Regions from separate parts of the Mus musculus genome. Here regions 2 and 3 are each linked to region 1. The links are chromatin loops, found by intact Hi-C in ENCODE. Cell type or tissue: left cerebral cortex. All regions are shown on one strand. Region 1 overlaps Caps2 (calcyphosphine 2). Region 2 overlaps 1700010J16Rik (RIKEN cDNA 1700010J16 gene). Region 3 overlaps Gm46179 (a long non-coding RNA gene).

Region 1 (8,000 bases):
AAAGGTGCTGTTTAAAACCCTATTCTACTCAGTGTTCGTAATAACAAAAGAAGTTACAGTATTCCTTTATTGAAGCTCAGAGAAATATATTCTCAATGATTCTATCACGATGTTGACTTTCAATGAGGCTGTAAATAAAACACCCAAGTTGGCAAGCAGATACTCAGGAATTATTCTCTTCCAATTCCTAATCTTTTCAAATAAAACTGTAATTAGAAAGCTAAGATTCAACAGACCCAGCCTCCCTATACCGTTATTTTTTGTGTGTCAAAATGCCTCATGCATTACAAAGAAAAATATGTGTATGTATAGTTGAGTTATAGCCGAGTCTGAGTTTCACTTTTACGAATCATGAGTCAAAACAAACACGAGGCAAACATGTTCACTTAAAGAATATCAGACTTAAAAGGACTTCTCAAGGCTCAGAAGAAGGATTTTCAAAAATTAAGTAGTGCAATTTAGTAACAAAAAAATTATGTGTCTACATGTGATTCAGAATAGAAACTAATTCAATTGGAATTTTTGCTTCATTGATAATATTTCTATGTAAACTTGGCTCTTTGCAGAACATACCACTTTTTATTTAAAATAAGAGCGAACAACTGTGTCTTTTTACAAATATGATCTACTTCACAGTGAGACCAGGGCTGGTGAAATCTTATTCTCACATCTCCCTGTATGCACTTATGGTTGCATAAGCATGTATATTGCATAGGTGATATAACAAGAAGCAAAATAAAAATATTAGTTAAAATAGGTGATATGGCTGGAAATGTAGATCAATGGTATGATACTTACTTTGCATGTATAAGACTCTAGGACCGATTCCAAAAAAAAAAAAATCAAGTTTACATAAAACAAAACATATGAGAAAGTATGAAACTTGCATGCTTACATTATCCTTCTTAGTAATTGTGATGGTTTGAATGAAAATGGCCCCTATAGGCTCATATATTTGAATGTTTCAGTCCCCATTGGTGGAACTGTTTGGGAAGGATTAGAAGGTGTGGCCTTCTTGAAGGAGGTATGACCCTGAGGCTGGGCTTTGAGATTTCAAAAGACCATGCCATTCCTCGTTAGCTCTCGAATTTTGTGTTATGATTGTCGTGTCAACCTGTAGGATCTCTACTGTTCCAGTGACATGTCTGCCTGCCTGCCTGCTGCCATGCTCCACACCATGAGGGTCCTGGACTTTAACATTCTCGGGCACTAACAGCCTCCAGCTAAACACTTTCTTTTATAAATTGCCTTGGCCATGGAGTTTTGTCACAACACTAGAAAAGTAATCAAGGCAGAAATCTTAGAATAATTAGTCCTGTTCACTAGTTATAAACATTTCACGAACAAATACAGAAGCACCAGAGGAATGCAGTACTTTCCCACATTCCAGGGGACAAGCTATGTGGACCCTGGGCCTCTATCAGTTGCGATTGACCTGTCTGTTTAACAAAGATATACCAGTGAATTCTAATTTCCTACTCTTGTTTTATTTTGTTCATCTATGAAAGAAAGGTGGTAAGGTGGATGGTCCCTGGTCTGTCTCACCAGACACACCACAAGCTTCAATGTTATTATCACAACAATCCAAAGGACAATTGTGTCCCAACAGTGATAAGCCATGTCACCCTGACACCGAATTTTACAGTTGATAAAGCAAATTCCCATGTGATTTTTTTTTTATTAGAGCTTCTCTGCCATCCTAGACATAGCAACTGTCTCACAATTGCACAGGCAGGGCCTGTCAATAAGAAAAGTCAGAACACTTGTGTGTCACATGGCTAAGTGATTATGCTTTTACATGAACCTAAATTTCAGACACGTACTACATCATGTGACAAAACAATTGTTTTGTTCAGCAAAAGAGAAAAGTACAAAAGAATCCACATCTGAATCATTTGTGTACTTTTAACCTACAAGCAAAACTTGCAAGTATAGCATACAAGGCTTTGGGGCAACAAACTTAATCTCTCCCACTCTCCCGTCTAATTGCCCCAGTGATGTGCTACTGTGCCCGTGTTTGCCATGGAAGACTCAGTTCAAGGTGCTAAATAAAGAGCAGGAACCTGAGCCACCTTGGTCCCCATCTGGATGGGATGTGACATTTCACTTACAGACACAACTTGCTGTGAAGAAACTAAAATGGACGCTGATACAGAAAGGATCGGAGTTCAGGCAGCAGAGCTCCTCTGTTAAGGAAAGCTGTGGCCCAAATGATGAGAAAAATCTAGAACACAGAGATCTAGTGTGATTCATGTCAGAGTGAAGTAAGTCCCTGTGGCTTAGGGAAGAGCCACACTTCATGCTGGGAGACTGCTTCTCCTTTCCAGGAAATGACCATTCTCTGAGTCAGGAACCCCTCTTCTTGGGAGATCCACTGTCTGCTATTATTCTTCTCTACCCTTGCCTGGTTAATTCTTCCTCATTATTCACAACCCAGCCTGATGCATCCTCCCCCAGGGGTCCTGCCAACATCTTAGAGCTCCTTCCTGATAACTTAGCTTGGAAGTGAGTACCACCACACAGGTTCCTAAAGCCGCCTTCTCTGTTTGATGCATGTATTGACCACTTTCTTCAGTTTTGAAGATTTCGAGATGAAGAGTACGTCATTACAGAGTTTAACAATATGCCTGGCTATAAAACACTTCAGAAGCATATGATAAAGGGATAGATGTAAACATTTTAAAAATAAATGAGACTTGTGGCCTCGTGGCATAACCCTGATAGCAGAGGGTTTTAAAAAATAGGCTATTAGAATTTCATTAGAAAAGTGAGCAAGGCCATGCAAGAATACACCCAGAGCAGAAAATGCTGTGTGGTACATACCTGTTCAGACACTTCCAAGTGAAAGGTTTTCAGAGCTTGCTGAAAATCTGCCTTTTCTAAAAGCCCATTCCCTTCCTTGTCCAAACCTTGGAAGTATCTTCCCAATCCAGTCAAAATACGAGCACCCTTCTTGTGCAGTTGTTCTTTCAATTTATCTGTTTAGTAAAAAGAGAGAGGGGAGCTAATTGCTTCTGTGCACCAAGCTTTCAAATTGCAGTTGTTTCTCTTCTGAGAAAATAAGTTGATAATAATGGAAAAGAAGATGTGAATATTCAATGAATACATGCGTAGGGCTGACTTTGGAAAGGAGAATGTTTTTAATAACCACAATGTCAGACACAACTGCATATTCATGATACAGCAGAGCCACAGCACCACTGTGTGGTGAAAGTGTCGCATGCTACATACAGGGAGACAATGTTCCTCTCTATTCATAAGCAAGTAATCTAAGTCTTAAGATTACAATCTTAGTTTCTCTTGTTTAGATCATCTTTTCTAACTGCCCCATATCTTTCCTATTTTTTTTTATTTACACTACTGAATTTCAGAATAGATGCCTGACAAATCACACACCAAAAATATCAGTTCAAAAAACTTTAAGTAGTTTAAAAGTTGAAATCTGGAACAAAATGTGTGAAATGACATCTGGGTCTTGGCATACTCGTCCATATTTACATATTCATAGCAACTATTTTATCCAGAAAATTCTAGAGGTCTCTGGCTCCTAAACACTCCTTCTAGCACATATAATGCTGTCTGTATTGTACTACAATGGATACATTAGAAAAGAAGAGTGCAACTGTCACGAGCTTCACTAGTGACAAAAACTGTGTTGTCGATGACAGAGCAGAGAGAAAGACCTGCTAACAAGGGCGGAGCCAGTCTCAGCCAACCATACAGGCAGCTGCTCGCTTCCTTAATGTCTGATCACGAATACTATCTCAGGACTCATCAAAATTCTAGAAGTATATATTGACTTCTCTGATGATTTGTTTTATACCTTCCTCCCTCCTCGATGATGGAATCCAATAGAGGAATTGTATGTATCACCTACTACACTGCACTGGTTAGAAGGCCAGGCCTTAGACAATTGTAAAGATGTTTCAGTGTCCAGAGTCTATCTACATTTCCTCTGTCCCCTCTGGATTCCCAGGGAAAGGTAATAAGACATTACTCTCACCGAGAGGTGGAAGAAGAGTTGCAAAGGATCTACACAAAGTTGTGTGTCTACGGAACAGCAGGATCTGCTTACAGACGTCAGAGCACATTCAATAGAAAATGAGGTGGAGATATGTCAGGCACTAAGCCACTAGTCTCTTCAGGATATCGTCTAGGCAAGTACAAGGACATGGTGGTTCCTGCCTATACTCCCAGACTCTGGAGATAAGGAAAGAGGATTGCCGTGAGTTCTAGAGCAGTCAGGTTTGCACAGTGAGCGGCAATCTATCTGAGTTTCAGTGTGAGCCCTAGTGTAAGTGTATCTGTGTATGTACAAATGTATGTGTAGATAGACATGTATGTATATATACATACAGATACACATATATATGCACACACACACACACACATATATATATATCCATATCCATATGCAGATACATATGTATCATGGCCCATGGAGATGATGAGTCAATGGGGAAAGGTACCTGCCAATCCTGACAACCTGAGTTTGAGTTGTAGGAAAAAACCTGACATCTGCAAGTTGTCATCTTACCTCACTTGTATGCTGTATCACACACACAAATACACACTACACAAACAAGTTAATATACTTTTAATTTTTAAAAATGTCAATTTTACACGTTATTTAGCTTATAATTCAACTCATAATATCAAATATTTCTAAAATTATTATTATAACTACACCCTCTTGCTTAGTACCATTAATAAAAAACTTGAAAATACTTTTTAACTATTTTATTATTTATGTATATATTTGGGTATCAAGGTTTATTTTATTAATAATTTACATATTTGTGCATTTGTGTAAGGGTAAATGCACACACGCTTATGGGTGCTCATAAAGTCCAAAAGAGCACCTCAGAGCCCCGACAGGTGGAGTTACAGAGAATTGTGAGCTACATGATGTGGGGGATGTGAACCAAACTAACGTCCTCTAGCGTAGTGGCAGGCCCTCCTATTTGCTTAGTCATCCCCTGGCCCCCTAAAACATTATATATATATACACACACACACATACACATATATACATATACACACATATATGTATGTATGTGTATGTATATGTATATATGTGTATGTATGTATATGTATTTGTATATGTGTATATATATATATACATACATATATATATATATATACATACATATATATGTATACACACACACACACACATATATATATATAAAAGTTTTAGTGGGATAAAGATATACATAGTACCCATGTGTATGTGTGTGTGTATATTATATATGTATATATACATGAAAGTATATATATATATATATATATATATATATATATATATATGTACATATATATGTGTGCATATGTATATGTGTGTGTACACACACACACACAAAGATACCAACAGACAAGCTTTATTGGCAACAGTCTCTATTAAGGAACAATGTGTGGATGTTTACGGAAAATAAATTCTATGTTTAAGATTCAGGTGGGATTTATCAGTGATTCAACATTCACATAAATATCTCTGATTAAAATATATATATTTAACAATATATATATAATGTTTCAGCAATATGAACTAACTAATAACCCTGAGGTTGTGTCTCTAGCTGCATATATAGCAGAAGATGGCCAAGTTGGCCATCATTGGGAAGAGAGGCCCCTTGGTCTAGCAAACTTTATATACCCCAGTACAGGGGAACACCAGGACCAAGAAGTGGGAGTGGGTGTGCAGGGGAGCAGGGTGGGGGGAGGGTATAGGGGACTTCAGGATAGCATTTGAAATGTAAATGAAGAAAATATCTAATAAAAATTGTTTAGAAGGCTCAAAAAAAGAAAATGCATATTCATGCACTGTAGAATGCAAGTCAGCTATGAATGAGGGGTCCTACCATTTATGACAACTTGGATAAATGTGGAGGCATTGTATAAAATGAAATAAGCCATTCACATAAATAAAGTCACTGTACCATCTCAAATATATATATGTAAAATGTTTCTATAAAGTATATTGTGTACTTTCTTAAAAAATAAAAATTGTAAATTGAAAATTTGGAAGTATCTCAAATACAATTCTAAATGATAATGAGTAAAATCATGTGTGAGATTGTAGAAGACGCAGCATACCCTGAATGGCCTGTAGCACCAACTGATCATGAGCCTCCGGACTGACTGCCTCTTCTTCCCCATGTTCCGCAGAGGCAGCTCTGAAGTGAGAACAGACAGGCTAAGCTTTGCTTCCCCATTCCAGACTCAATGATGCTCTCAACAGCTGTGGAGGCGTACAAGCTAGAGAAAGCCCCACTTCTGCCCATTGCTTTTGATTCCCTGGAGAATTAAATCCAGAGCTATAAAAGCACTCCAGTCTTTGAAGATATTAATTTTCATGACTGCTTTAATGTTTTTAAATATGTAACTATAACTATCTATTTAAAAGCAGCTTTAGCTTACAAAGTATAAACTGTAAATAGACTTTTAATGCCTTGAAGATGCATTAATAAAGATTCTCAGAGCTAGATTATAGACTGCACTCTCATATATATACATATATATATATAATATCAATTATTACCATTTAAATAATAATTACTGTCAAGTGTCATTCAACAAGAAGAATGTGCATTTCTATTATTTAAAATAGCCTTCAATGTAATTTTTTATTTGTAACATTATTGTTTCACTATATATATATATATATATATATATATATATATATATATATATATATATATATATTTGTCAATGAATAAATTGTATCACCATAGGGGCCTTGGCTTTTTGTGCTATAAAAGATATTACACCAACAATGTAGGAAACAGTTATGATGCTGAACTGATAGCCTAACTTTTAAAGCCCCACTTTTGATAGCATTTTAAAAAATAAAAGGACAAATTAATACATTCTCTTGATTATAAAACAGAACAATTTTACATTTTTAATTGCCATATATGTTCCAAATCATGAAGTAAGTTTGATTATAATACAGGACATAATGCAGATATACACAGCTATGATTTGTAAAGTATAAGCCTTCTGAAATGTGAATTGCTTTGTGATAGAAACTCCTTTTGAGATTCAAACTACGCTGTTATCACGTACTTTCAAAATGACACATGCATTTAACTTACTTCAGAGAATTCAAAGCTACTTGATCAATATTTGTAATTCGAAGTCTAAGCAATGCATTTTCTTTTATGGTCTTTGGAAGGCTAGGTTGATCACAGCTCAAAAATGTCAAAGTTGCACCCTGAGGAAATGAACAGACGAAAAAAAAAAAGTCTTAAAGCTAGAAAATACCTAAAATTAAAATACAGCTCATTCTGATGGAAGAGATTTGGTTTTTATCATAGTTGCCTTGGTATGTTCTAATGTGACCAAAATATAGTAGATTTAAAGAGTATTTAAGGACTACATCCAACTAATACTATAGAAAAATGAACTAATCCCCCCAAAAGAAAACCCTAACACAGTATACAATAGTCATGTGACTAAAAGGTAATCCATGTACTAGATAAGAACCACAGAAGGGATGGCATGAGTTCTGCTGAATGTGTGGTGATCTCTGTGATGGTCAGTTTGCTTAACATGACATAATATCCAGAATTGCCTGGGAAAGGAGTCTCAGTGTGGAACTGTCTATATTAGGCTGACCTGTGAGCATGAGTGGGTGTTAGGCTCTTAACATTCAGTTGGAATGATCCACCCACTGTGGGTGGCATCATTCCCTAGGCAGGGGATCCTAGGATGTCTAACAGTGGAGAAAGCATGTTGAGCCCTCTCATGTGTGCAGTATTGGTTCATCATTCTCTGCTCTTGACTGTGGATATAACATGACATGTTTCTTCAAGTTCCTACCACCTCGAGTTTTCTGTGATGGTGACTTGCAATCTGGACTTGCCACCAAATAAGCCTTTTCTCTCTCTTTTTTCATGGTATTTTATCACAGCAACAGAACAACAACAACAACAAGAAACCCTAAGACAATCCCCAAATTCAGGACAAGAGCTCTTGATTCACAGAAAGATGATGCC
Region 2 (8,000 bases), 550 kb before region 1:
AACTTAAGAAATATGAAGAGTAGATATTTGGAAATGCAACAATATCCTCAAGCTTCTAACACATGAAAGAAGCCAGATGGAAAAGACCCAGTACTGTATCATACATCATTAGAATGAAATATCTAGAGGATATAAAACCATAGACACATAAAGAGGGATATAGTGGTGGGATTGCCAACAGTAACTGGAAGGGACCCATCAGTGGTATTGGGGTCTGTTGGAAGTAGTACAACTGCTAGAAATTTGGTTTGTGGTGATGGATACACAACTCTTTAACTCGACCAGATACCCTGAACTTACAATTCAAGTGAGTGAATATTTTAACACATAAATCAAACTAAAGGTATGATTAAAAGATATTTTTAGTAATAAAATGTACACACATTGGTTCATATAGATATGTATATATGAATATATATTCATATACATATGGAATATATGTGTGTGTATACGTATATTCCTGCCATGGTGATGCTGCTGTCCACTTTTAGTGAAGTCTGATTACATCAATTAATCTGATTAACACACCCATCACAGACAAATCCAGAAGCTAGCTAACTCTTCACAATGTACCTAGACATTTGTTTTTTAAGTGGTTCCAAACCACTACTTTAGCTCAGTAATTGTAAAACTTCCCTGACATTTAATTAATATCCCTAGCTTATGAATTGAGGCTACATGAATTGTTTCCACCTGGATGGATTGACAATGGAGAGATTATAGAAATAAATACAAGCCTAGCTGATTCTTGTCTTGCTTTGGAAAGGTAGAGAGACTATGAAAAAATTTTCAAAATCCATTAATTTAGAAAAAGAGCAATAAATAGCTTCCTTAAATGTAAGACATGTGAGTAAAAGATCAAATCTGGAATCTCTCTAATGCCTTTAAAAATCACAACAAACAAAGAAGGATTTATGATGGCAATACTCTGAATTATTGGAAACCCCTGTGTAGTATCTCATGATATCAAATTGACAGTTCTTCTAATGATCTCAATAGTAAATTAATATAGTTGAATTTAACTTAAAACTGGCATTTTAAAATAGTTTTTTTTTGTTTTTTGCATTTTGCATTTTCTTTGATTGTTGTGCCAATGTGGAGAAAAAGAGGAACACTCCTCCATTGTTGGTGGGATCGAAAGCTTGTACAACCACTCTGGAAATCAGTCTGGCGGTTCCTCAGAAAATTGGACATAGTACTACCGAAGGATCCCGAAATACCCCTCCTGGGCATATATCCAGAAGATGTTCCAACCGGTAAGAAGGACACATGCTCCACTATGTTCATAGCAGCCTTATTTATTTATAATAGCCAGAAACTGGAAAGAACCCAGATGCCCCTCAACAGAGGAATGGATACAGAAAATGTGGTACATTTACACAATGGAGTACTACTCAGCTATTAAAAAGAATGAATTTATGAAATTCCTAGGCAAATGGTTGGACCTGGAGGGCATCATCCTGAGTGAGGTAACCCAATCACAAAATAACTCACACAATATGTACTCACTGATAAGTGGATATTAGTCCAGAAACTTAGAATACCCAAGATATAAGATACAATTTGCAAAACACAGGAAACTTAAGAAGAACGAAGACCAAAGTGTGGATACTTTGCTCCTTCTTAGAATTGGGAACAAAACACCCATGGAAGGAGTTACAGAGACAAAGTTTGGAGCTGAGACGAAAGGATGGACCATCTACAAACTGCCATATCCAGGGATTCATCCCATAATCAGCTTCCAAAGCTGACACCGTTGCATACACTAGCAAGATTTTATTGAAAGGACCCAGATATAGCTGCCTCTTGTGAGACTATGCCGGGGCCTAGCAAACACAGAAGTGGATGCTCACAGTCAGCTAATGGATGGATCACAGGGCTCCCAATGCAGGAGCTAGAGAAAGTAGCCAAGGAGCTAAAGGGATCTGCAACCCTATAGGTGGAACAACATTATGAACTAACCAGTACCCCGGAGCTCTTGACTCTAGCTGCATATGTATCAAAAGATGGCCTAGTCTGCCATCACTGGAAAGAGAGGCCCATTGGTCATGCAAACTTTATATGCCTCAGTACAGGGGAACGCCAGGGCCAAGAAGTGGGAGTGGGTTGCTGCGGGAGTGGGTGGGGGTGCATGTCGAGGACTTTTGGGATAGCATTGGAAATGTAAATGAAATAAATACCTAATTAAAAAAATAGGTTTGTGTGTGTGTGTGTTCCTAACATAATGGTTGTAGGTACAACTAATAATCCCATATTTTAAGCCCTAATTTTCTTTTTCTTTTCTTTTCTTTTCTATAATTAGATATTTTTATTTGCATTTCAAATGTTATCCCCTTTCCTGGTTTCCCTTCTGAAACTCTCTATCCCCTCTTCCCTCCCCCTGTTCACCAATCCACCCACTCCTACTTCATGGTCCTGGCATTCCCCTACACTGAGGCATCAAGCCCTCACAGGACCCAGGGCCTCTCCTCACATTGATGACCAACAAGGCCATTCTCTGCTACATATGTAGCTGAAGCCATGGGTCCCTCCATGTGTACTCTTTGGTTGGCGATTTAGTCCCTCGGATCTCTGGGGGTACTAATTGGTTCACACTGCTGTTCCTCCTATGGAGCTGCAACCCCCTTCAGCTTCTTGGGTCCTTTCTCTAGTTCCTCCATTGGGGACCCTGTGCTCAGTCCAATGCTTGGCAGAGAGCATCCACCTCTGTATTTATCAGGTACTGGCAGAGGAGACAGCTATATCAAATCTCCAGGGAGTACACTTAGCCCCCCTATCAATCTTTTTTAGCTCCTCTGTCTTTTGTAATTCTTAATCAATATAGGCATATCAGAAGTCATCGCTTGTCATATCAGAAACCTGTATCACTCATCTTCCAGTTGTACAATTTTCTAGATGTCACACACATGTTTGTAAAAATCTTTTCAGATTTACCCAGGCTTATTAGAGGAGGTACTCGACCCATGTTATCAACTATTACAAGATGGTTCTACACTGTAGCATTTGCCGTTCATCTTCCCAATCTTTTCTATACAGTGCTCAGGCCCAGCACTCCAAGAATGTGTATTCAGAAAAAATATTTTCCTGTGGTCCTATGTTCCAGGTACCATACAGTGTGTAGATTTTATGTTCATAAGCACCAGAGGAATTGAAATTGGCTGCTACACTTTTTGATCTACCTAATTTACCTCCTGCAAACCCAAGTGCCTGGACCATTCTTTCCCCCGGGGAATTTTTCTCTCCATCTGTTCTGTTTCCCTCCAGAAAGTTTCCTATTGCCTTGTGTCTATTCACTGGTCTGGAATTGGTTGGGTGCTTGATTGTTACCCATCTTCTCTGGCTGACAGGCATCTAGGTAACTGCCAATCCTACTTCCCAAATCTCTGAACTTACATATCTCTTCTGTTTAAAGACTATGGAAGAGAAAAGCACCTAACCTAAGTGAATGAATAGAATCTTCATAGAAAGAACAGGGAGGCTTAATCAGTGAGCTGCCATTTATCTTTCTTCTAAAGCAGTAACAACTCATTAGCATGCAGTATTATTGTGTTTTCCTTTAATTATGTAAAAAAAAAATACCTGTTACTTTTGCACTAGGTGGTTGATCTTTTTAACTGATGTTTTGTTGAACATGTGTCCACTTCTAGTTTAGTTTTTTTTTTTCTTCTTCTTCAGAGCCAGCTGTTGTGGTTTAAATGAGTCTTCCATGGGCTCCTACATTTGAACATTTGGTCCGCACAGCTGGTGATACTATTTGGGAAAGTTTAGAATGTAGATCTTTACTGGAGAAAGCACATAACTGTAGGTGAGTATTTAGAGTTTATCAGTTTCATCTAAGAATTTTAACTGATGGAAGGAAAACGAAAGACACACAAGCAAAAAGACGTAGCCTAGTTGCCTTAGTTTCGACCATTATCTTACCTGCCCCTTCTGACTCCTGTTTCCTTTAGTAATGAGGTCAGTAATGAAGACACAATAAAAAGAGTTCACAGAGTTCTGTACTATAACAAGTTATTTGATTCATTTTTTATTATGTCTAAGTGACTAATTTTATTAAACACTCAGAAAACAATAGTATACTGCTTTCTAACAATTTCTATTTTAAAATTAAGTTTTCAGCTCTTAATAATCACTAAAAAGCATCACTGATATATCTGTACTTAAGGTGACCAATGCTTATTGCTGGCTTCTCTTCTGCCATCCATTTACTTAGGTTCTGAGCATAATACACGCACACACACACACACTCACATGCACACGCACATGCACAAGCACATACACACATGCACACACAAATGTTACAATTTGTTACCATTAGATAAATTGATGTCTGCTAAATAATAGATGCACAAAATAATTGACAGTTAAAATATGCCATAGCACTAAGTAAAATACAGTAGTTATAAAATATAGGCACCCACAGTATATAGAGAATATTTCTTTTGTATCCCAAACTGTATTACAAACTCCAAATGTATTGATTTATATGTTATTTGGTTGCTACTATTAGACTCCTATCCATTTCCAGTTATTTCAAATAGCCAGAGGCAAAAAAAAATAAACCTCTGAAGGTTGAATGGTTCCTCAAAAGACCAACAAAGATAGCAAAGTCCAGACACAAAGCAATTTGTTTTTGGAAACTGCATTTCTTAATTAACAAAGATGGGCATCTACATTAACCAAGGGAGTCAGTCAGCTACAATTTGAAAAAGAAAGTCATGTACTCATATAACAGAAAGTGAAGTGTCCAGTGCAATGGAGACATACTAGTATTTTACTTAGTCTCTAAAGTGAAAAGCTAAAGAACACGGAGAGAAGAACCTGGAACAGCTCAGTTGTATGGTTTCACTGCTATGGTGTCCTGTTCAACAACATTACATATTCATTCATGGGCAACTATAGCATCCTTTAAATCGTTGAGTCTTGACTGTGCTGTGTGTAGAGTTATGAAGCACATTTTCCCCCAAGTTTAGCTTATGCCTTACTATATCCACAGGCGATTGTTACATAGGTATTCTTTTTATAACTGGATACACTATTACATTACAAAGTATTAAGTAGCAAAGCAAGGTGCTACTGTTACTGCTTATAATTTGTTAGAGGCAGAAATGTTGGATTCAAATTTGAAATCTTATTCTATAGATAAAATGTACCATTTTATTAATTTAACATCATCGGTAAAGATTACAGTTAAGATCACTGTCGCCTACCAGTTAACTACCAACTAACTTATCAAAATGGCTAGCCACTCTATGTGATAGTTACCAAATATAAAAAAATAATTTTTAAGGAAAATATCTGTAGCCCTGGGAAACAGCAGCATGTTCATGATTTTCCTTTTGAAAAGTAGAGTTTCTATCTTATTCTGCTTCTTGTCTGGATGCTGGATGGTTCCACTGATAAATAAGTAACTGTGTTCCTTTTAATATGTAAATGATGTGTCTTGAGGGTTAGGTGCATCATCTCTGAATGAACACTGACCTGGAAGTCCTCTACTGTATGTGTGTTGGTGGCCTCAAACCAGCTGGTGTATGCTGTCTGTTTGGTGGTCCAGTGTTTGAGAGATCTCGGGGGTCCAGATGAATTGAGACTGCTGGTCCTCCTACAGGATCGCCCTTCTCCTCGGCTTCTTTCAGCCTTTCCCTAATTCAACAACAGGGGTCAGCTGCTTCTGTTCATTGGTTGGGTGCAAATATCTGCATCTGACTCTTTAAGCAGCTTGTTGGGTCTCATGCTAGATCCCTTTTTGTGAGTGTTCCATAGCCTCAGTAATAGTGTCAGGCCTTGGGGCCTCCCCTTGAGCTGGGTCACACTTTGGGCCTGTTGCTGGACCTTCTTTTCCTCAGGCTTCTCTCCATTTTTATCCCTAGAGGTCAGGCAGTGTGGAGGGTGGGGTCATCCATGTGGAGACAGGGTGGGGAGGATGTGTGGGATGTGGAAGGTGGATGGGGAAGGAGGGGATTGGAATATGAAGTGTAAAAAATGAATTAAAAATACAATAAAATTTAAAAATGTAAATAATGTGATTGCTTCTAAATTCTCAAAATCTTTCACCCCAGTGTTTATCCAACTATCTTAATACGATTTTAACCTAAGACAGAAGAAACAAGTGAGCCTGTAAACTCAATTTGCTTATACTTCAAATTCATGTTTGATTTAGCTAAGTCTCATGAGTATTAGCCAGTTTTCTATGTTGGTGAATTTCTAACAGCAGAGGGAGCTCACAGTGTAGTCTTTTGATTTTAGCTACATTACATACTGTTATTGTGACTGCTTAATGGCTGGGCCATTGAGCTTAAAGGTTAATTTATCAAGGACATTTTTACAAGTACATACTGGCAGATGAAATGTGTGGACTATGCTTTATAGCTTCACAATAAATAGTGGAATATTTCAAAACCTCACTCCATGTGCATTCATTGTGTCATTGGAATATTAAACCTGAACCTCTTTTAGACGGTATACAAACAAGTCAACTGTTGTGGATTTGTTTGTTCACATCTATTATCTTAAGTTTAGATTTATATCTTCTCAGTATCTCCCCTCAGCTGCCTGAAAGACATCTGGAATTCTATCAGAACAACCTTTCTGCTTTGTGAGACCTCCCACTCCCAAACCACGTCTTATTTCGGCTGAGGACATTAGCCTTATGTCTGTTCAAGGAAGACATCTTGGAGTCTTCTCCACTTCTCCCTTGAAGCCTTATGGCTAATCTTTCACCTACCTGTAAATCATTCCAAAATACTTGAGAATATACTTCTCAGTATTGCATGCTACCTTCTTGTCATTCCTAATTTGCAGCACCATAGAAGCCACCTAAAGAGGATGCTCCAGTCTATGCTCAGTAAAAAAACTCAAATCATCTCTTAGGAATGAAAGTGCACCATGCTATTCCATCTTTAAAACCTTCCAAATAGTTCCACCTTGAACTGAAAATGCTGGCCAGTGTCTTTCCAATACCTCTGAGCCCTCTTGTGCCAACTCCCCACTGCTCTTGTTAGATACAATCTTACTCTACCACTTCTCTCTATGGACTATACACAGTAATTTGACTATTGACACTAATTTGGGGTCTTCACATGAATTGTGTGAGTCTGGGAAGTCTTTTTTTTTTCCAGTGCCTATTCAACCATTCCATCCACTCCTTTGCTCTTTCCTAAAATGTCACTGGTTCCCTAAGTAGACTCTGATCCACCCATGTAAAATTGCAAGTTCTTTCCCCTACTTTCTCTACCTTTTAACCTATGTACTATTTTTAACTATTGAAGTTCCTCCAATATGCTACATGATGGTTTACATGCTTATAACATTTATTTTCTATTCTAAAGTGTAAATGCCAAAAGGACAAAGGACTCTTTTAATTCCCTGATATAGCCCAGGCACATAGACAATCCTGCAGTGTGTGTGTTTGTGTGTGTGTATGAGTGTGCGTGTGTGTATGTGTGGCAAATACTAGCTATGATTATTTTATAACACATGTGCTGCTATATATTTTCAGTGCTTTATTAATCATGTAAATCTAGCACCCAGAGGACTTAACTGTGGTAATCACAGTTTGTGTGTGTGTGGGCACACGGGTGTGTTTCTAATATAGCATAAATTATTTTGGGAGGAAGGGTGCCAAGAATTTGTAATAACTTTCCATGGAGAAATACAGTGTTATTTTCTCACTTGAAAGATTTTATTACAAAACTAATTGCTTCAAGTAACCTTTCCTCCAATTTCCTTAAATAAAAACGTTAAGGTGTTATGTAAATCAGATGAGTCTGAGGATACATAGTAGTGTAGCTGGTGTCTCAGAGATTGGTGATCACTGGTGGAATGAAAATGTCAGAAATGTTAACTGTTTGATTGAATTAATAAATTAAGTTAATTAAGTTATATGTTTTAAAAAATCTATTATTATTATATAGACTATAATAAATATGATCAAATCTGATTGTTGTTCACAATAACTGTTAGATCACAGACACTCTTACTTCCTAGCTCCCTGTCTCAAG
Region 3 (8,000 bases), 180 kb after region 1:
CTTTATCGAAATCTAGCTCAGTTGGAGATTTCTGTAAGCCATAGCACATTTTCCCCAGAATCTGCAGCAACCCTTATTAACTGACGCACACCTAAGGGGGTTACAGTATTGCCACTTGAGAAGTATGATCTTAGTTTATCACTTACTTTTTAAAAAAATTACTATTTTTAAATATCATTGGCATCATCTTGTTTTTCTAGAAATAGACGCGATGCCTGCCGGGAACTAATTGGGTTTTTCTTTACCCAGGACTGTTGTTGTTGTTGTTGTTGTTGTTGTTGTTGTTGTTGTTCTGTTGCTGTGATAAAATACCATGAAAAAGGAGGGAGAAAAGGCTTATTTGGCTGGCAATTCCCGATTGTAAGTCACCATCACAGAAAACTCAAGGTGGCAGGGCAGGATCTTGAAGAAACATGTAATGTCATATCCACAGCCAAGAGCAGAGAATGATGAACCAATACTGCACACATGTTAGGTCTCACCTTGCTTTCTCCACTGTTAGACATCCTAGGATCTAGCCTAGGGAATGATGCCACCCACAGTGGATGGATCTTTCCAACTCAATGTTATGAAAATAACGCCCCCTCATGCTCGCAGGTCAGCCTAATATAGACAGTTCCAAACTGAGACTCCTTTCCCAGGCATTTCTGCATATTATGTCATGTTGACCAAACTGACCATCACAGAGATCACCACACATTCAGCAGAACTCATGCCATAGCTTCTGTGGTTCTTATCTAATAATACAAGGATTCTCTTTTAGTCACATGACTGTTGTATACTGTGCTAGGGGCTTTTGGGGGGGGGGAGATTACTTCATTTTTCTATAGTATTAGTTGGATATAGTCCTTAAATATTCTTCGAATCTACTATATTTTGGCCACATTTAGAACATACCAAGGCAACTATGATAAAAACCAAGTCTCTTCCATCAGAATGAGTTGTATTTTATTTTTGGATATTTTCTAGCTTTAAAACATTTTTTTGTCTGTTCATTTCCTCAGGGTGCAACCTTGACATTTTTGAGCTGTGATCAACCTAGCCTTCCAAAGACCATAAAAGAAAATGCATTGCTTAGACTTCAAATTACAAATATTGATCAAGTAGCTTTGAATTCTCTGAAGTAAGTTAAATGCATGTGTCATTTTGAAAGTACATGATAACAGCATAATTTTGACCTCTAAAGGAGTTTCTATCACAAAGCATTTCACAATTCCGAATGTTTATAGTTTACAAATCATAGCTGTATATATCTATATTATGTCCTGTATTATAATCAAGCTTACTTCATGCTTTGAAACAGATGTGGCAATTAAAATTTTAAAATTGTTCTATTTTATAATCAAGAGAATTTATTAATTTGTTCTTTTATTTTTTTAAATGCTATCAAAAGTGGGGCTTTAAAAGATAGGTTATCAGCCCAGCATCATAACTGTTTCCTACATTGTTAGTGTGATATCTTTTATAGCACAAAAAGCCAAGACCCCTATGGTGATACAATTCATTCATTGACAAATATATATATAGTGAAACAATAATGTTACAAATAAAAAATTACATTGAAGACTATTTTATATAATAGAAATGCACATTCTTCTTGCTGAATGATACTTGACAGTAATTATTATTTAAATGGTAATAATTGAAATTATATATATATGTGTATATATATATATGGGAGTGTAGTCTATAATCTAGCTCTGAGAATCTTAATGCATCTTCAAGGCATTAAAAGTCTATTTACAGTTTATACTTTGTAAGCTAAAGCTGCTTTTAAATAGATAGTTATAGTTACATATTTAAAAACATTAAAGCAGTTATGAAAATTAATATCTTCAAAGATTGGAGTGCTTTTATAGCTCTGGATTTAATTCTCCATGGAATCAATGGCAATGGGCAGAAGTGGGGCTTCCTCTAGCTTGTACGCCTCCACAGCTGTTGAGAGAATCGTTGAGTCTGGAGTCAGGGAGCACAGCTTAGCCTGTCTGTTCTCACTTCAGAGCGGCCTCTGCAGAACATGGGGAAGAAGAGGCAGTCAGTCCGGAGGCTCATGATCAGTTGGTGCTACAGGCCATTCAGGGTATGCTGTGTCTTCTACACTCTCACACACGATTTTCCTCATCATCATTTAGAACAGTATTTGAGATACTTCCAAATTTTATATAGAAACAGTACATATTTTGTTGAATATTTTTTTAATCAGAGACACTTAAGTGAATAGTGAATCACTGATAAATCCCAATCACCTGAATCTTAAAAATATTATTTATTTTCCATAAAATCCACACATTCTTCCTTAATAGAGACTGTTGCCAATAAAGCTTGTCTCTTGTTATCTTTGCATGTGTGTATATATATATATACACATATATACACACATACACATAGGTGCTGTGTATATATATAAATAAAAATTATTAATAAAATAAACCTTGATACCCAAATATATATATATATATATTTATTTATATATATCCAAATATATATATATATATATGTGTGTGTATATATATATACCCAAATATATACATATATACATATATATCTCTTTGGCCCTCTAAAACATATATATAAAAGTATATATGTATATATACTTTCATACACACACACACATACAATGTTTTAGGGAACCAGGGAGATGACTAAGCAAATAGGAGAGCCTGCCACTACTCCAGAGGACGTTAGTTTGGTTCACAACCCCCACATCATGTAGCTCACAATCCTCTGTAACTCCACCTGTCAGGGCTCTGAGGTCCTCTTTTGGGCTTTATGAGCACCCATAAGCATGTGTGCATTTACCCTTACACAAATGCACAAATATGTAAATTATTAATAAAATATACCTCGATACCCAAATATATACATAAATAATAAAATAGTTTTAAAAGTTTATTTAAGTTTTTTATTAATGATACTAAGCAAAAGGGTATAGTTATAATAATAATTTTAGAAATATTTGATAATATGAGTTGAATTATAAGCTAAATAAAGTGTAAAATTGACATTTTTTAATGTTTTTTTGTTTTGTTTTGTTTTGTTTTGTTTTGTTTTGTTTTGTTTTGAGACAGGGTTTCTCTTATAGCTCTGGCTATCCTGGAACTCATTCTGTAAACCAGGCTGGCCTCGAACTCTGAAAACCGCCTGCCTCTACCTCCCGAGTGCTGGGATTAAAGGCATGCACCACCACATCTGGCTAAAATTGACATTTTTAAAAATTAAAAGTATATTAAATTATTTGTGTAGTGTGTGTTTGTGTGTGTGATACCGCATACAAGTGAGGTAAGATGACAACTTGCAGAAGTCAGTTTTTTTCCTACAACTCAAACTCAGGTCGTCAGGATTGGCAAGTACCTTTCCCCATTGACTCATCATCTCCATGGGCCATGATGCATGATACATATGTATCTGCATATGGATATGTATGTGATGTGTGTGTGTGTGTGTGTGTATCTGTATGTATATATACATATGTCTACACATACATTTGTACATACACAGATACACTTACACTAGGGCTCACACTGAAACTCAGGTAGATTGCCGCTCACTGTGCAAACCTGGCTACCCTAGAACTCATGGCGATCCTCTTTCCTTATCTCCAGAGTCTGGGAGTATAGGCAGGAACCACCATGTCCTTGTACTTGCCTAGACGATATCCTGAAGAGACTAATGGCTTAGTGCCTGACATATCTCCACCTCATTTTCTATTGAATGTGCTCTGACATCTGTGAGCAGATCCTGCTGTTCCATAGACACACAACTTTGTGTAGATCCTTTGCAACTCTTCTTCCACCTCTCAGTGAGAGTAATGTCTTATTACCTTTCCCTGGGAAGCCAGAGGGGACAGAGGAAATGTAGATAGACTCTGGACACTGAAACATCTTTACAATTGTCTAAGGCCTGGCCTTCTAGCCAGTGCAGTGTACTAGGTGTTACATACAATTCCTCTATTGGATTCCATCATCGAGGAGGGAGGAAGGTATAAAACAAATCATCACAGAAGTCAATATATACTTCTAGAATTTTGATGAGTCCTGAGATAGTGTTCATGATCAGACATTAAGGAAGCGAGCAACTGCCTGGATGGTTGGCTGAGGCTGGCACTGCCCTTGTTAGCAGGTCTTTCTCTCTGCTCTGTCATCGCCAACACAGTTTTTGTCACTAGTGAAGCTCGTGACAGTTGCACTCTTCTTTTCTAATGTATTCATTGTAGTACGATACAGACAGCATTATATGTGCTAGAAGGAGTGTTTAGGAGCCAGAGACCTCTAGAATTTTCTGGATAAAATAGTTGCTGTGAAGATGTAAATATGGACTAGGACGCCACGACCCAGATGCCATTGACACATTATGTTCCAGCTTTAAACTTTTAAACTACTTAAAGTTTTTTTGAACTGATATTTTTGGTGTGTGATTTGTCGGGGATCTATTCTGAAATTCAGTAGGGTATATAAAAAAAATAAGAAAGATATGGGGCAGTAAGATAAAATGATCTAAACAAGAGAAACTAAGATTTTATTCTTAAGACTTTGAAATGTAAATGAAAAAAATACCTAATAAAAAATTAAAGCTTCCTGGTGAGTGCACAGGGATCTGCCAGCCCGAGAGGTTTGTGCCTCAGGCCCCAGTGGGAGCCTCCTTGGCTCCGGGACTCCGCAGAGGGCAGGCTGCGGAGGGCAGGCTGCACGGGTGACGGTGTGGAGTACAGAGGCCAGCCGTGTCTGGGACAAGCAAGAGCCAGAGAGCTTCTGAGGCGGTGCCATCTTCGGCTCCAGACAACCGGCCACCTTCCTGGCCAAAGCAATACAGCTTCTGGGAAAGATCCTGTTTTGGTCCTTCATCTTCAGCCAGGAGGAGGTCCAAACACCAGATAACTGTGCACCTTCCCTGAAAGAGGAGAGCTTGCCTGCAGAGACTGCTCTGACCACTGAAACTCAGAGGAGAGAGCTAGTCTCCCACGTCTGCTAGTAGAGGGTAACAAAATCAACAGAGGAACAATCTCTAAACAAAGACAACTATAACAACTAACTCCAGAGATTGCCAGATGGCGAAAGGTAAACGTAAGAATACTACTAACAGGAACCAAGACCACTCACCATCATCAGAACCCAGCACTCCCACTTCGCCCAGTCCAGGGCATCCTAACACACCTGAAAAGGTAGACCTGGATTTAAAAGCATTTCTCATGATGATGGTAGAGGACATAAAGAAGGAATTTAATAACTCACTTAAAGAAATACAGGAGAACACTGCTAAAGAGTTACAAGTCCTTAAAGAAAAACAGGAAAACACAACCAAACAGGTAGAAGTCCTTATAGAAAAACAGGAAAACACATCCAAACAGGTGATAGAAATGAACAAAACCATACTAGACCTAAAAAGGGAAGTAGACACAATAAAGAAAACCCAAAGTGAGGCAATGCTGGAGATAGAAACCCTAGGAAAGAAATCTGGAACCATAGATGCCAGCATCAGCAACAGAATACAAGAGATGGAAGAGAGAATCTCAGGTGCAGAAGATTCCATAGAGAACATCGGCACAACAATCAAAGAAAATGGAAAATGCAAAAAGATCCTAACTCAAAGCATCCAGGAAATCCAGGACACAATGAGAAGACCAAACCTACGCATAATAGGAGTGGATGAGAATGAAGATTTTCAACTCAAAGGACCAACAAACATCTTCAACAAAATTATTGAAGAAAACTTCCCAAATCTAAAGAAAGAGATTCCCATGAACATACAAGAAGCCTACAGAACTCCAAATAGACTAAACCAGAAAAGAAATTCCTCCTGACACATAATAATCAGAACAACAAATGCACTAAATAAAGATAGAATACTAAAAGCAGTAAGGGAAAAAGGTCAAGTAACATATAAAGGCAAGCCTATCAGAATTACACCAGATTTTTCACCAGAGACTATGAAAGCCAGAAGAGCCTGGACAGATGTTATACAGACACTAAGAGAACACAAATTCCAGCCCAGACTACTATACCCAGCCAAACTCTCAATTACCATAGATGGAGAAACCAAAGTATTCCACGACAAAACTAAATTCACCCATTATCTCTTCACGAATCCAGCCCTTCAAAGGATAATAACAGAAAAAAACCAATACAAGGACGGGAACCATGCCCTAGAAAAAACAAGAAGATAATCCCTCAACAAAACTAAAAGAAGACAGCCACAAGAACAGAATGCCAACTTTAACAACAAAAATAACAGGAAGCAACAATTACTTTTCCTTAATATCTCTTAATATCAATGGTCTCAACTCCCCAATAAAAAGACATAGACTAATAGACTGGCTACACAAACAAGACCCAACATTCTGCTGCTTACAGGAAACCCATCTCAGGGAAAAAGACAGACACTATCTCAGAGTGAAAGTCTGGAAAACAATTTTCCAAGCAAATAGTATGAAGAAACAAGCTGGAGTAGCCATTTTAATACTGGATAAAATCGACTTCCAACCCAAAGTTATCAAAAAAGACAAGGAGGGACACTTCATACTCATCAAAGGTAAAATCCTCCAAGAGGAACTCACAATTCTGAATATCTACGCTCCAAATGCAAGGGCAGCCACATTCATTAAAGACACTTTAGTAAAGCTCAAAGCACACGTTGCACCTCACACAATAATAGTGGGAGACTTCAACACACCACTTTCATCAATGGACAGATCGTGGAAACAGAAACTAAACAGGGACACAGTGAAACTAACAGAAGTTATGAAACAAATGGACCTGACAGATATCTACAGAACATTTTATCCTAAAACAAAAGGATATACCTTCTTCTCAGCACCTCACGGGACCTTCTCCAAAATTGACCATATAATTGGTCACAAAACAGGCCTCAACAGATACAAAAATATTGAAATTGTCCCATGTATTCTATCAGACCACCATGGCCTAAGACTGATCTTCAATAACAACATAAATAATGGAAAGCCAACATTCACGTGGAAACTGAACAACACTCTTCTCAATGTTACCTTGGTCAAGGAAGGAATAAAGAAAGAAATTAAAGACTTTTTAGAGTTTAATGAAAATGAAGCCACAACGTACCCAAACCTAGGGGACACAATGAAAGCATTTCTAAGAGGGAAACTCATAGCTCTGAGTGCCTCCAAGAAGAAACGGGAGAGAGCACATACTAGCAGCTTGACAACACATCTAAAAGCTCTAGAAAAAAAGGAAGCAAATTCACCCAAGAGGAGTAGACGGCAGGAAATAATCAAACTCAGGGGTGAAATCAACCAAGTGGAAACAAGAAGAACTATTCAAAGAATTAACCAAACGAGGAGTTGGTTCTTTGAGAAAATCAACAAGATAGATAAACCCTTAGCTAGACTCACTAAAGGGCACAGGGACAAAATCCTAATTAACAAAATCAGAAAAGAAAAGGGAGACATAACAACAGATCCTGAAGAAATCCAAAACACCATCAGATCCTTCTACAAAAGGCTATACTCAACAAAACTGGAAAACCTAGACGAAATGGACAAATTTCTGGACAGATACCAGGTACCAAAGTTGAATCAGGATCAAGTTGACCATCTAAACAGTCCCATATAACCTAAAGAAATAGAAGCAGTTATTAATAGTCTCCCAGCCAAAAAAAGCCCAGGACCAGACGGGTTTAGTGCAGAGTTCTATCAGACCTTCAAAGAAGATCTAATTCCAGTTCTGCACAAACTATTTCACAAAATAGAAGTAGAAGGTACTCTACCCAACTCATTTTATGAAGCCACTATTACTCTGATACCTAAACCACAGAAAGACCCAACAAAGATAGAGAACTTCAGACCAATTTCTCTTATGAATATCGATGCAAAAATCCTCAATAAAATTCTCGCTAACCGAATCCAAGAACATATTAAAGCAATCATCCATCCTGACCAAGTAGGTTTTATTCCAGGGATGCAGGGATGGTTTAATATACAAAAATCCATCAATGTAATCCATTATATAAACAAACTCAAAGACAAAAAC

The links. A loop is a pair of places that touch in the nucleus more often than their neighbours do. Peaks named below come from ENCODE experiments on the same cell type or tissue, not always from the same donor. Only the 100,000 strongest peaks of a DNase experiment are listed, where the experiment ranks them.
Region 2: a loop joins it to region 1, with 12 times the contacts of the local background. A loop is called at or near these places in 10 of 42 quality-filtered maps.
Region 3: it touches region 1 in a loop (8-fold over the local background); 4 of 42 quality-filtered maps call a loop at or near these places.

Annotation. Positions count from the first base shown.
Region 1 is chr10:112,198,858-112,206,857 of GRCm38, reverse strand. It overlaps Caps2 (calcyphosphine 2), which reads right to left. Exons shown (of 18, transcript NM_001310675.1): 13 at 7,098-7,216; 14 at 6,097-6,176; 15 at 2,824-2,978. Among named protein-coding and RNA genes, the nearest start is that of Caps2, 39 kb to the right of the region's middle. In left cerebral cortex, a CTCF peak has its summit at 3,217; a DNase peak (open chromatin) is centred at 3,193.
Region 2 is chr10:112,745,108-112,753,107 of GRCm38, reverse strand. All of the region lies in intron 2 of 1700010J16Rik (RIKEN cDNA 1700010J16 gene), which reads right to left. Among named protein-coding and RNA genes, the nearest start is that of 1700010J16Rik, 22 kb to the right of the region's middle. In left cerebral cortex, a CTCF peak has its summit at 6,216 (motif pointing right); a DNase peak (open chromatin) is centred at 6,235.
Region 3 is chr10:112,018,441-112,026,440 of GRCm38, reverse strand. It overlaps Gm46179 (a long non-coding RNA gene), which reads right to left. Exons shown (of 3, transcript XR_001779642.2): 3 at 1,704-2,008. It also overlaps the pseudogene Gm7269. Among named protein-coding and RNA genes, the nearest start is that of Gm46179, 20 kb to the right of the region's middle. In left cerebral cortex, no CTCF peak of the experiment used is centred here; no DNase peak of the experiment used is centred here.